Regions from separate parts of the Homo sapiens genome. Here all the other regions are linked to region 3. Evidence: chromatin contacts called from ENCODE Hi-C or POLR2A ChIA-PET data. All regions are on one chromosome and are shown on one strand. Each heading gives the region's core, a stretch centred on a gene start or an enhancer-like site at or near the end of the contact. The rest is flanking DNA. Distances are from core to core; before and after follow the strand shown.

Evidence for each region. Hi-C counts contacts between places; a loop is a spot of excess contacts on that map. ChIA-PET counts read pairs that join two places held with the same protein, here RNA polymerase II (POLR2A). Pooled maps may share reads with other maps.
Region 1: a loop to region 3 is called in a map of B cell, with 38 times the contacts of the local background. The contact joins the promoter of CARNMT1 here to the promoter of VPS13A in region 3. A Hi-C loop is called at or near these places in 6 of 168 maps with a recorded cell type or tissue (B cell, CD4-positive, alpha-beta memory T cell, CD8-positive, alpha-beta T cell and 3 more), 7 of 37 single-sample maps with no recorded cell type and 19 of 50 pooled maps. POLR2A ChIA-PET finds 5 or more read pairs at or near these places in 2 of 52 experiments (activated B cell and activated CD4-positive, alpha-beta T cell).
Region 2: a loop to region 3 is called in a map of B cell, with 33 times the contacts of the local background. The contact joins the promoter of C9orf40 here to the promoter of VPS13A in region 3. A Hi-C loop is called at or near these places in 7 of 168 maps with a recorded cell type or tissue (B cell, CD4-positive, alpha-beta T cell, CD4-positive, alpha-beta memory T cell and 3 more), 2 of 37 single-sample maps with no recorded cell type and 16 of 50 pooled maps.

Annotation. Positions count from the first base shown.
Region 1 is chr9:75,026,691-75,030,198 of GRCh38, reverse strand. CARNMT1 (carnosine N-methyltransferase 1) reads left to right here and starts at 1,906. Exons shown (of 8, transcript NM_152420.3): 1 at 1,906-2,187. The coding sequence starts at 1,958. RefSeq lists a silencer at 1,685-2,374 and an enhancer at 3,025-3,074.
Region 2 is chr9:74,950,460-74,954,280 of GRCh38, reverse strand. C9orf40 (chromosome 9 open reading frame 40) reads left to right here and starts at 1,369. Exons shown (of 2, transcript NM_017998.3): 1 at 1,369-2,095. The coding sequence starts at 1,670. It overlaps CARNMT1-AS1 (CARNMT1 antisense RNA 1), which reads right to left and starts at 1,316. Exons shown (of 5, transcript NR_121183.1): 1 at 1,164-1,316. RefSeq lists silencers at 1,388-1,597, 1,868-2,077 and an enhancer at 2,408-2,477.
Region 3 is chr9:77,175,971-77,179,385 of GRCh38, reverse strand. It overlaps VPS13A (vacuolar protein sorting 13 homolog A), which reads right to left and starts at 1,852. Exons shown (of 72, transcript NM_033305.3): 1 at 1,582-1,852. The coding sequence starts at 1,681. It overlaps VPS13A-AS1 (VPS13A antisense RNA 1), which reads left to right and starts at 1,469. Exons shown (of 2, transcript NR_026668.2): 1 at 1,469-1,759; 2 at 2,480-2,630. RefSeq lists silencers at 687-856, 1,839-2,133, 1,895-2,224 and an enhancer at 1,839-2,133.

The sequences.
Region 1 (3,508 bases), core at 657-3,156, 2.1 Mb after region 3:
TTTGGGAGGCCCAGGCAGGTGGATTGCCTGAGTTCAGGGAGACTAACCTGCGCAACATGGTGAAATCCCGTCTCTACTTTAGTATTTTCAAATACAAAAAATTAGCCAGGTGTGGTGGCGCATGCCTGTAATCCCAGCTACTCGGGATGCTGAGGCAGGAGAATCGCTTGAGCCTGGAAGGCCGGGAGGTTGCAGTGAGCTGAGATCGTGCCACTGCACTCCAGCCTGGGCAGCAGAGCGAGACTGTCTCCAATTCATATTTGTAATCCTTTGCACTTTCTTTTTGAATTTTGAAACATGTATTACTGCATTACTATTAATAGACTCACGTTTTAGAAAACTTTTATATAAAAATGTTGTCATTTTAAGCATTACCTTTATTTCAACTATTAATTTAAATTATGAAAATATGAAGCCACTTCACTTTCAATATGGTTGTAACTTTTTAACAGACTTTGTGGTCACTGGGCATATTTAACCCCTCGAATAAAGCAATCTTTCCCTTTTATCATTACTTTGTAAGACTCATTTGCTGGGTGGTGGATTAAATTGAACAGAATAAGTTATTTCTTTTTCTTTTCTTTTTTTTTTTTTTTTGAGACGCTGTCTCGCTCTGTCGCCCAGGCTGGATGGCACGATCTCGGCTCACTGCAAGCTCCGCCTCCCGGGTTCACGCCATTCTCCTGCCTCAGTCTCCAGAGCAGCTGCGACTACAGGCGCCAGCCACCAAGCCCGGCTAATTTTTTGTGTTTTTAGTAGAGACGGGGTTTCACCATGTAAGCCAGGATGGTCTTGATCTCCTGACCTCGTCATCCGCCCACCTAGGCCTTCCAAAGTGCTGGGATTACAAGCGTGATTCACCGCGCCCGGCCCCAGAATAAGTTATTTCCCAAGAGCCACCCTTAGATGCTGGTAGGTGTAATGGTCTTCCCAAGACCAGGTGCTGGATAGAAGGTCCTTGCATTTTCCTCATCTGTTGCCATCCTCAGTAAAGGAGGAATTAGGACTGCCGCAAGCCCCTAAAGACTGGAAAGATGGGACGGGCGCGATGGCTCACGCCTGTAATCCCAGCAATTTGGGAGGCCGAGGAGGGTGGATCGCCTGAGGCCAGGAATTCCAGACCAGCCTGGCCAACATGGTGAAACCCCATCTCTACTAAAAATACTAAAATTAGCCGGGCGTGGTGGCGCGCGCCTGTAATCCCAGCCACTCGGGAGGCAGAAGCAGGAGAATCGCTTGAACCCAGGAAGCAGAGGTTGCAATGAGCCGAGATCGCACCACTGCACTCCAGCCTGGGCGACAGAGTGGGGAAAAAAAAAAAAGTGAAAAGATGATGGCGCCCACTTCCGACCCCCTTAAGTAATTAAAAATAGGAATTCATTTAGGAAGTGAATTAAAACTTAAATTAGGGTGGATACAAGACGTTCCTTCTAGACTTTCTGAAATAAAAATTCCGAATAAAATCATCAAAGCCGAACTTTTCCTTTTTGCCTTTCCCTTCTTTGCTAGTGCCTGGGACCGCGTTCAGCCTCCAGCTCAACAATCCGGCACTCGCCGGCTTTTAAGTCCCACCCACGCGGCCGCGCACAGGTAACGGCAGTGCCAGTCCCACCCCACCTACGAGCTCCTCCTCCGCCTCCCACCAAGGGGCCTTGGCCCCGCCCTTGGAAGCGTGGTTGTGACGTCAGCGCGCTGTCTCCGAAGCCCGGCAGCAAATGAGCGCAGACCGCACGGGCCCTCCGCGTACCAAGGCACACGCATGCGCATTGGTTCTGGGAGCCCTGAAGACCTGGCGGAGCCCAGCGCGGATGGAGGCCTGAGGGTGGCGGGGGCGGAGCGCGCCGCGAGCTGGGGGCATGTCCGCGGCGGGCGCCGTCTAGAGGAAGGCCAAGCAGCCGCCACCACGCTGTCGGTCGCGGAGAGACGCAAGCGAGCCAGGCCGAGGGCCGCGGCGGCGATGCAGCGACGGCGTCGCCCTCCGCCGCCCACCTCCCGGCTGCCCGAGGGCTGCGGGGGAGGAGGCGGTGGCAGCGAGGAGGTGGAAGTGCAGTTTTCCGCCGGGCGTTGGGGCTCGGCCGCGGCGGTTTCGGCGGCAGCGGCGGCGGCCACGCGCAGCACCGAGGAGGAGGAGGAGAGGCTTGAGCGTGAGCACTTCTGGAAGATCATTAATGCCTTCCGCTACTACGGGTAAGGAGCCCGTGGCGGACCCCGGCCCAGACCGTCGGGGCGCCCACTGGTGGCGGCGGACCCGCCGGAACGGGGGCGCTCGCCGTCCCGCCGCCACGCCTCCGAGGCGTCGGGACCCGGCTGCTGCAGCTGACCTCCGGGCCCCGAGTCACCTCGCACCACCCCAGCCCCTCCCGGCCCTGCACACCCGCGTGTCCGCCGCGCCGTCTGCTGCACAGCCTCGTGTCTTCTGACCTCAGGATCAGATTAGCTCTCCTGCCTCCGTCCTCGTAAAGGTTTGGCTTTGAGGCCGATGGGGGTGACCAGAGAAGCGCTGTAACAATTTCAGATAGAAGACGATGGTGGTACAATCGTCCACTGCTGGGCTGATTGGTGTGTGTGGTCGATGTCCTCCAAACTGAACACACGGAGAGCCCAAGTTCACCTACGCGTGGGATGCTGTAGGACGTATTTTCCCAAACTGTTACCAGTGCTTGTAAGAGCAGTTTAAGATTTCCACCCACCCCTCTTTGGCGCTGTGAACGCACTTGCACTTTTGTGTGAGCGATTGAATGATGCTGCTCAGTGTCTTTAACTGGTGGGTGATTAAGGGCGGAAGTGGTCCGGATATTCTAAAATTTGCTAATTATTAGGAGAGATGAGAGAAGTCACAATAAGAGCTGCCTTTACGTTCTTTTTTTCTGCAAATCTGTATCTAATTCTCCCTGGTGTGCTAGGCACTGTGGTAGGACCTTTATGCTCCTCATTCATAAAAACAGCTCCCTAACTTCCACGTTTCTTCTAGATAGATGTTAAAGTAGCTTAATCACAAAATTATAATTCCAAGAGCTGAAAGGGACTTAAATCAACTGGATTTTCAGGTGAAGATAACACTTTTATTCACGTAAGAGATATGAGTCCACCGGTGACTATGTTCTGAGGCTGCAGTTGGAATCAGACAGACATGACCTCCTACGCAGGTAAACCTGTTCCCATAGGTGGGTTCCTGCTGTGCTTTATGCAAAGTTTTTTTATATTGTTCATCTTATGTATTATAGTTGTTTTTATAAATCTCTTGCTTTGCTGTGACCTCCTCAAGGGCAGGGGCTGAGTCTTTTTTATTTTTATGTCACTAGTGCTTGGCATATGTTGTTTAAGCTCTATTTTTAACAAAACAAATAGTAGCAAAGAAATACATTTCTCATTCCCAAATAGTCTGTCAAGTTTTTGACTGATAGTTAAATTAGTTTACTAGTCTGAATTTAGAAGCTTGCTTAGTGAAAGCTTAAAGTTATTTGGAATCTGATTGTATATGTGATAGGAACTTTTGAACTTCGAAGAT
Region 2 (3,821 bases), core at 120-2,619, 2.2 Mb after region 3:
AGGGGTACAGGGTAAATTAGTACTGAGATAGTACCTAGCACTAAAATAGAATTATCTTTCTTGCACACTTTTTCTACAGAGGATGATAGTTTTTCCCTTCAAAGCACTGGTAATAGTCTTATTTTCTTCCTTCCATTTCTGCTTACTTGGTTACTGTCTTTATCAAACTATTAAAATAGTAAATACGACCAGATGCGGTGGCTCACACCTATAAACCAAGCACTTTGGGAGGCCCAGACAGGAGATCGCTTGAGCTCAGTGGGGCCCGGCTGCAGTGAGCCGTGATGGCACCACTGCACTCCCGCCTAGGTGGCCGAGAGAGACCCTGTCTCAAACAAAATAAAAAATAAAAATAATAAAATAGTAAATATACTGCAATTGTCTCCACCTCACTTCACCTGACAACACTATTTTGCTGTAATGGCCATAGAATCTTGATCTGACCACCGCCCATAGTAAGCAGGGAACTCAGCCTTCCAACATTAATTAAGAGCCCAACAATTTTAGGTTTCAGTTAGAAAGGACAGCTGCGCTTCAGGCTTGGTTCTTGCCAACTACTCAGCTATTTTGGATGAGCTGCACATTTTGTCTGTAACTTCCTCCATAAGTTTTTAATCAAGAGATCTTCCAGGAATGTAGGGCCTGCTTCACCTTCCACAGCAGCTGCGCAAAACATGCAAAACATACACTTCGATTTGTGTTTTCTGTTAGCTTTAGCTACTTCCCTCAGCCCAGACTCCCTTCAGTCTTTTGTTTTGAATAACAACCTACTGTGAAGCTTCTTAAACACTAGTTTTATTTAAAGCTTGTATTATCCTTTTCCTTTTTTTTTTTTTTTTTTTTGAGACGGCATCTCGCTCTGTTGCCCAGGCTGCAGTGTAGTGGTGCGATCTCTGGCTCACTACAGCCTCCACCTCCCAGGCTCAAGTGAATCTTCCTCCTCAGCCTCCCGAGTAGCTGGGACCACAGGGGCAGGCCAACAAGCCTGGCCTATTTTTGATTTTTTGTAGAGACGAGGTCTTGCTATGTTGCCCAGGATAGTCTGGAACTCTATTATAATCTTTGTCTTAATCTCATGGAGACGCCCCCGTGGTCACTGACTGGAGGAAGGAAATACACATTTTAAAGGTTTTAAATTTCCTATAGAAGGGTCTAGAACGTACCGCGCTATAACGAACATAGTAGTAAGACCACCGCCACACTCCTGAGGAAACAAGGTCACGCCCCTCTGCGGGCCGCTTGATCGGGTCTTTAATTAATCCCGCCGCGGCCTTCCCGCCTACCCCCGAGCGCGCACTTCCGGTCGCGAGGGCGCTCGGGAGCGCGCCCCGCGAGCCTCCACCAACCAGCGGCTCCGCCTGGCCAGACAGAGTGCGCGCGCGCACGTTGTGCGCAGGTTCGAATCTCCGCCGCTTCGCGGTTGCTTCTCAACGTCCGGGCCGCATCTCGGCGGCGGCGAGGGCTGAGCGCGGGAGCTGCCTCCGAGCCGGAGCCCCAGCCCTAGGCCCTGCGCGAGCTGCCCCGCCCTACCCCCTCCAGCGTCCTGTCGCCTCCTCGCCCGACTTCGGCCTGTCCCTCTCTCACGCGCTCAGTCCTCGCTCTTCGCCCCCCGCAGCTATCGGCACTCGGTCTCCCGCGCCTGGCGGGCTCCGCCCGAGCCTCTGGGCCCATGGCCAAGCGGCGTGCGGCCGAGCCGGTGACGTTCCACGTGCCTTGGAAGCGGCTCCTGCTTTGCGACTTCGCTGAGCAGCCGCCGCCACCGCCTCTCTGGATCCGGCCGCCCGGGGTCGCGCATGCTGGGCAGCTCCTCGGCGTCCCAGAGCAGCACCGAAAGCGCAAAATCGACGCAGGGACCATGGCAGAGCCCTCGGCTTCGCCCAGCAAGCGCCGTGACAGCGGGGACAACAGCGCCCCGAGCGGCCAGGAGCGTGAGGACCACGGTCTGGAGACAGGCGATCCGCCGCTGCCGCCGCCGCCCGTACTGCCGGGGCCGGGGGAGGAGCTCCCGGGCGCCCGGCTCCCGGGGGGCGGTGGCGACGACGGGGCGGGGCGCGCAGGACCCCCGCGGGGAGACTGGGGGGTCGCATCGCGCCAGGTAGGGGCTGGGGGCGGGTGGGCTGAGGGGCGAAGGGGCTTGCCTTTTCCCCACACACACAAAACGCCCCGGTTCCCACTCATGACTTGTGTAGGTTAAGACGCCTGAGGGGGTTGAAAGAAGGGGTCACCGCTCCGGGAGAGGACGCCGACCGCCAGAAGCACACCCCGAGAGTCCGATGGGCAGAAAGCACTGGGCTGGGCGAGGGGGAAACAGACCGTGGTCGGGAGCGATAGAAGTGGCCTTGCGGCGTCAGCGCCGCGCTCCGTAAAAGGGAAACGGGACCGTGGGTCGTGGCGGGCTGTGAGCATGGCGAGAACGCAGACCGTCAGGGCATAGGTTCAGCCCAAAGACAAACGACAGATAAAGGTGTAGAGGGCCTTCCTGGGTTTAACGATGATTAGTCTAGAATTCGGGATAGAGTTCTTTTTCTAGAGGGAGACCAGTGTGGTAGCCATTGATTAATTGAACGTCCTACCGGCTGGTACAGCTTCTGGAGAAAAGGATGGACCACCGTACCTTGGTCAAAGCTTTGTTTTAACTCATAGTGTTAAATCTGATCCTAGGCAAAAGTATCATTGAAAATTAATTTGGGGGCGGGGCGTGGTGTCTCACGCCTGGAATCCCAGGACTTTGGGAGGCCACGGCGGGTGGATCACCTGAGGTCGGGAGTTCGAGACCAGCCTGGCCAATAGGGTGAAACTCTGTCTCTATTAAAACACAAAAACTAGCTGGGTGTGGTGGTGTATGCCCGTAATCACAGCTACTCGGGAGGCTGAGGCACAAGAATCACTTTAACCTGGGAGATGGCGGTTGCAGTGAGCTGAGATTGGGCCAGTGCACTCCAGCCTGGGCCACAGAGTGAGACGCTGTCTCAAAAAAAAAGAAAAGAAAAGAAAGAAAAAAGAAAATTAATTTGGGCCTTAAGGCGTATATGAGAATCATTGGCGGGTTTTTATTCAAGACATGAGCCTGCCTCATCTCTGCATGTAAGAATCCTGAGAAGATCTAGGTATGCCTCGGTTTGCCTAGATCTCTGCTGCCCGGCCGCTAGCCGGTAAGAACACTTGAAACGTGACTAGTCCAAATGGAAATGTGCTCTAAGTTTAAAATATACACGAAATTTCGTGGATTTAATAAATGAAGATAAAATAGCTCAATTTTATATTGATTACACATGAAATAACTTGGCTATATTGAAGAAAATATATTAAAATTAATACCAGAAGTTTCTTTTACTTTTTAAATACAGCTACTAGAAAATTTTAAATTATGTTTTTGGAGCATTATATATTTATTGGACAGCTTTGGTCTAGACTTAGGAATTCATACTACTTTTTCACAATCCTGAATGGCAGGGGACTTGGGAGATGAAGAACCAAGTACAGGTTTCTCAGAATTCACCAAATTCTCTTCAGCTGTCTGATAGCATCCTCCCAACGTTTTTCTATTTTCTCAAGTATCTTATGTCAGGGTTTTCAAATACCTTTCCAAAAAAATAAATGAAATTTCTTAGGCATGACTTGTTCATGTGAAAAATCCAATAAAATAACGAGAGTTTTATAGTTGGGAAAGACTTTTTTTTTTTTTTTCCTATGGTTGAAACATGAGCCTTATTTAAACTTTTTCTTCAGATTGCTCTCAGATATTCAAAATCAACTGAAAACAGATGGATAGTCTTCTAAACCATCCATCCATAATGGATATGGAGATTAGGGACTGTGTA
Region 3 (3,415 bases), core at 603-3,102:
GGGGTGAGATCAACTGCAAAGGAGCAGCTGAGAGAATTCGGGAGGCTTGATGAACCTTTTATGTGCCATTATTGTGGTGGTGCATACATGCCTCTTAGCATTTGTCAAGACAGAACTGTATCACAAGAGTGAATTTTACTGCATGTAAATTTTAAACAAATAAATAAGTTGATTAATCACACTCTAGACAAACCTCCACCCTGAATGTGGAAGCAAGACTCCACTACAGATCAAAGTTCACCTCAAGTATTCTTAAGGCTTCCTTCTGAGGTACATGGGAGACAAATTTTATTTTCACTTTGCAACTAAGAAGCAGCATAAACAGACTGCAAGTTTCTTGTACTAATCAAACAGGCTGAGCAGCTATCACTATATCCCTAGCTTTTGTAGTCCACTCACTCTCCATCATGATACTAGGTCCCCACGGTAGTAACATTCTTTAAAATCAAACTAAACTACCTGTTTACATTATCTCATAAACGAGAAGAGTCAAGGTAAGTATTTTAGAAGAAGACTGGAAGTGTGTGCACAGACAAGAATAAATTACTTTAAATATATATTTAAACACACACACTTCACACACAAAATTAACCCTCACTTTGGCCTGGGAAATTCATTTCACAAAGGAGTCTAATTTCTAGCGGGTGTTTAAAATAAACAAGCGCATAATGCAAAAACAGATGGAAACACTAAAAATGAGGCTCTCACTAAGGCAGAATACCACACTAAACGGACACAAGGAAAGCTCGGTCCTTCACCACCTAGGCAGCGTAGGGCCCTGTTCAGCCCGGTCTTTTGCAGGTCTGAGACGTTGCACCGCACGCCCTGGTTTTTCTTTAAAATTCGGCAATTCACTCTGACCCACATATCCTAAAGTCTTGAAAATGTTACACATTCCTAGGTCAGGCTGTTAACTGCAACCACACAAGCAACTGTTTGAGTTACTTTGCACTTGAGTTTCCTTTTTGTTATCCGCCGAACCCAGGCGAGAGAGAGCCGGCGTCCGGGTCCTAGGGCCGGAAGGGGGAGAGCAGAAAGCACCACGGGTGAAGCCAGGAATTGAGGCTGGGGAAGCAAGGAAGCGGGCGTCCCCGGTCACAGCGCCCTGCCTTCACGTGCGAGGCAGCATGCAACACGCGGGGGATTTCTGGGGCCTTCGTCATAAACCCAGGGGGGCAAAGGACAGGGATGGGACCCAGCCCAGGAAGGCGTCGTCTCGCCTCCTCGCCCCGCGCGGCTAAAGCCGGACCGTGCGGGGCCAGGGGTAGAGAACGGCCCCTCGCCGGGACTTGAACGCCAGACCCACGGAGCCCACGGCAAGTCCGCTCCGCTCGGAAAATATAGACCTTTTCATCCCGCACTCATGACCCTCTCCTTTCCCCCAAAATATAAACAACTCGAGGGCGGAGGCCAGGGAACTGCCGCCCGGCTTTACGTAACTTGACCCACAGGCGGGCGGCGGCAGGTGGCTGCACCCGGCGAGCAAGGTGCTCGAAGCCCCGAGAACGCAGGACGCCGCTCGGGCAGCGAGACGGCCGGGAAGCACGAGAGGCCGGGGAGCGGCGGCGGCGGCCTCCTTACCTTTCCAGATGCCCAGAGAGAGCTGGGACGTGTCCAAGTCCACCACATAGTCCCCCAAGAACCGGTTCAACACGTCCACGACCACCGACTCGAAAACCATGTTCCTCAGCCGTGGTGGGCACGGCAGCCGGCCCGTGCGCTCCTCCTCCCGCCGCCTTCCCCACGCCCCTCCCTCGAGGTAATTCGGTTCACCGGCTCCGGGGCGGCTTCAGCTGCGGCGCCCCCGCTGGCCCAACGCGCAGCCCTAGCGAGCCCAGCGAGAGACGGAGGCGGTCGCTCTCACGACGCGTGCGCAAGTCTGCGCGCGGCTGGAGGCGGAGCGCGGCGCAGACCTGGGCGCGCAGCCCTGAGAGGGAGGAAAGGCGGCTGCGCGGCCGCGGCTCTGGAGGGTGCCCTTTTCGCGCCGAGCCCGGCTCCTCTTTCCTGTCGGCCCCGCCTCCTCCCCATCGCCTGGCAACGGGACACCGGTCTGGAGCTACCGGATTTTTTCCGACCCCGCCCCCTCCTGCAGATCAGCGTCCCCAGCGGCCCCCCAGGGCGGGGCGGTTACGCCCGACGGGAACGCCCCTCCCCCTAGAAGGTGGTGGCCGCTTCCACGCGTATGACAGGGCTCGCCCCTGAGTAAGGGTGGGCGGATCCCAGCCCCGTCGCCAGAAGCTTCAAGGGGGCTGTCCCAGGGAGCATCTCCCCTCATCATTACAGGGTGGGAGGGTCCAGCCAGCCTGGGTGTCTTGGTGCCTGTAACCTCCCCGCCTGGTCCTCCGACCGCCTGGCTCTCAGGAGGAGTTAACTTCCTGCTGCGAGTCGAGGATGGAGTTACATAGTCCCTGCCCTGCATCTGAGATGAGCACCCATTTTTGGTCAAGTCATTTATACGGAGCTGTCTTTCATTCCAAAGAGTAACACGCTTCCCTGCAGATAAGAGTTGGAGTCAGCCGGTCTGGAAACTGCTGAACACCCTCCAAGAAATACTGGGAGTGCTGGACCCTTGACCCCTATGCCTCCACCGAACCACTGACCTAAAATAAATTACAATTACAGATCTTTCGACCTGTTTGGTCTTACTTAGAAGTAATCCCAAAGGCCTGAGGTCACAGAGATGCTAAATGTGAGGTTTAGAGAACTGTAATTAATCATCTGCAGGACCGAAAAAGTGTACATTGAGCGTTTTCTCTTTACACGTTAAATGAATAATGATGGATTTCTATTAATTCCTGTGTCATTTTACTACTTTTTGTGCATAGTCACCGACTTTTCAAAATTAAATGTTTAGGGTGTGCCTTTGCAAGTAGAATGCCTGACAAAAACTGTAAGTTTTTACCTGAGTTTATGAATGTTTTTCATATAATTTTATATTTGAAGGACCTTTATGAGGTCTCCAACCTCCTAGTCTTAAATATAATGAAGCTGAAGTGTTAGGGATGTGTGCAAGGTCATACAACCAATGTTCTGTGGAAGAACTGGAACTTGGCCCTTCTGATTGGCTACCACCCCACCTGCTTCTCTCTCATTCAGCTAACAGTCTGCTTCAGAATACCTGCACGGAGAAACGAATAGAGGCTAAAATGCCTAGGAAGGGGAAGAGCTCTACATAATGAGGCATTTTGCCATTGCACTATTAATAAGAAGCCAGATACACAGTAGCTGCAAAATTCCGCTGTTATATCTAGCGCTGCAAATTCAAAGTTACAAGAATTTCCAGAACTCCAAAAATCCATCTTAAGTATCTTGCAAACGTTTTCATATTAGTTTTCTACGATCTAGGAAAATTTTGTGGAAGTGAGGAAGGGGAAGGGATGTTGCTGAAAAGTTAGAGGTATAAGCATAAAGCAAT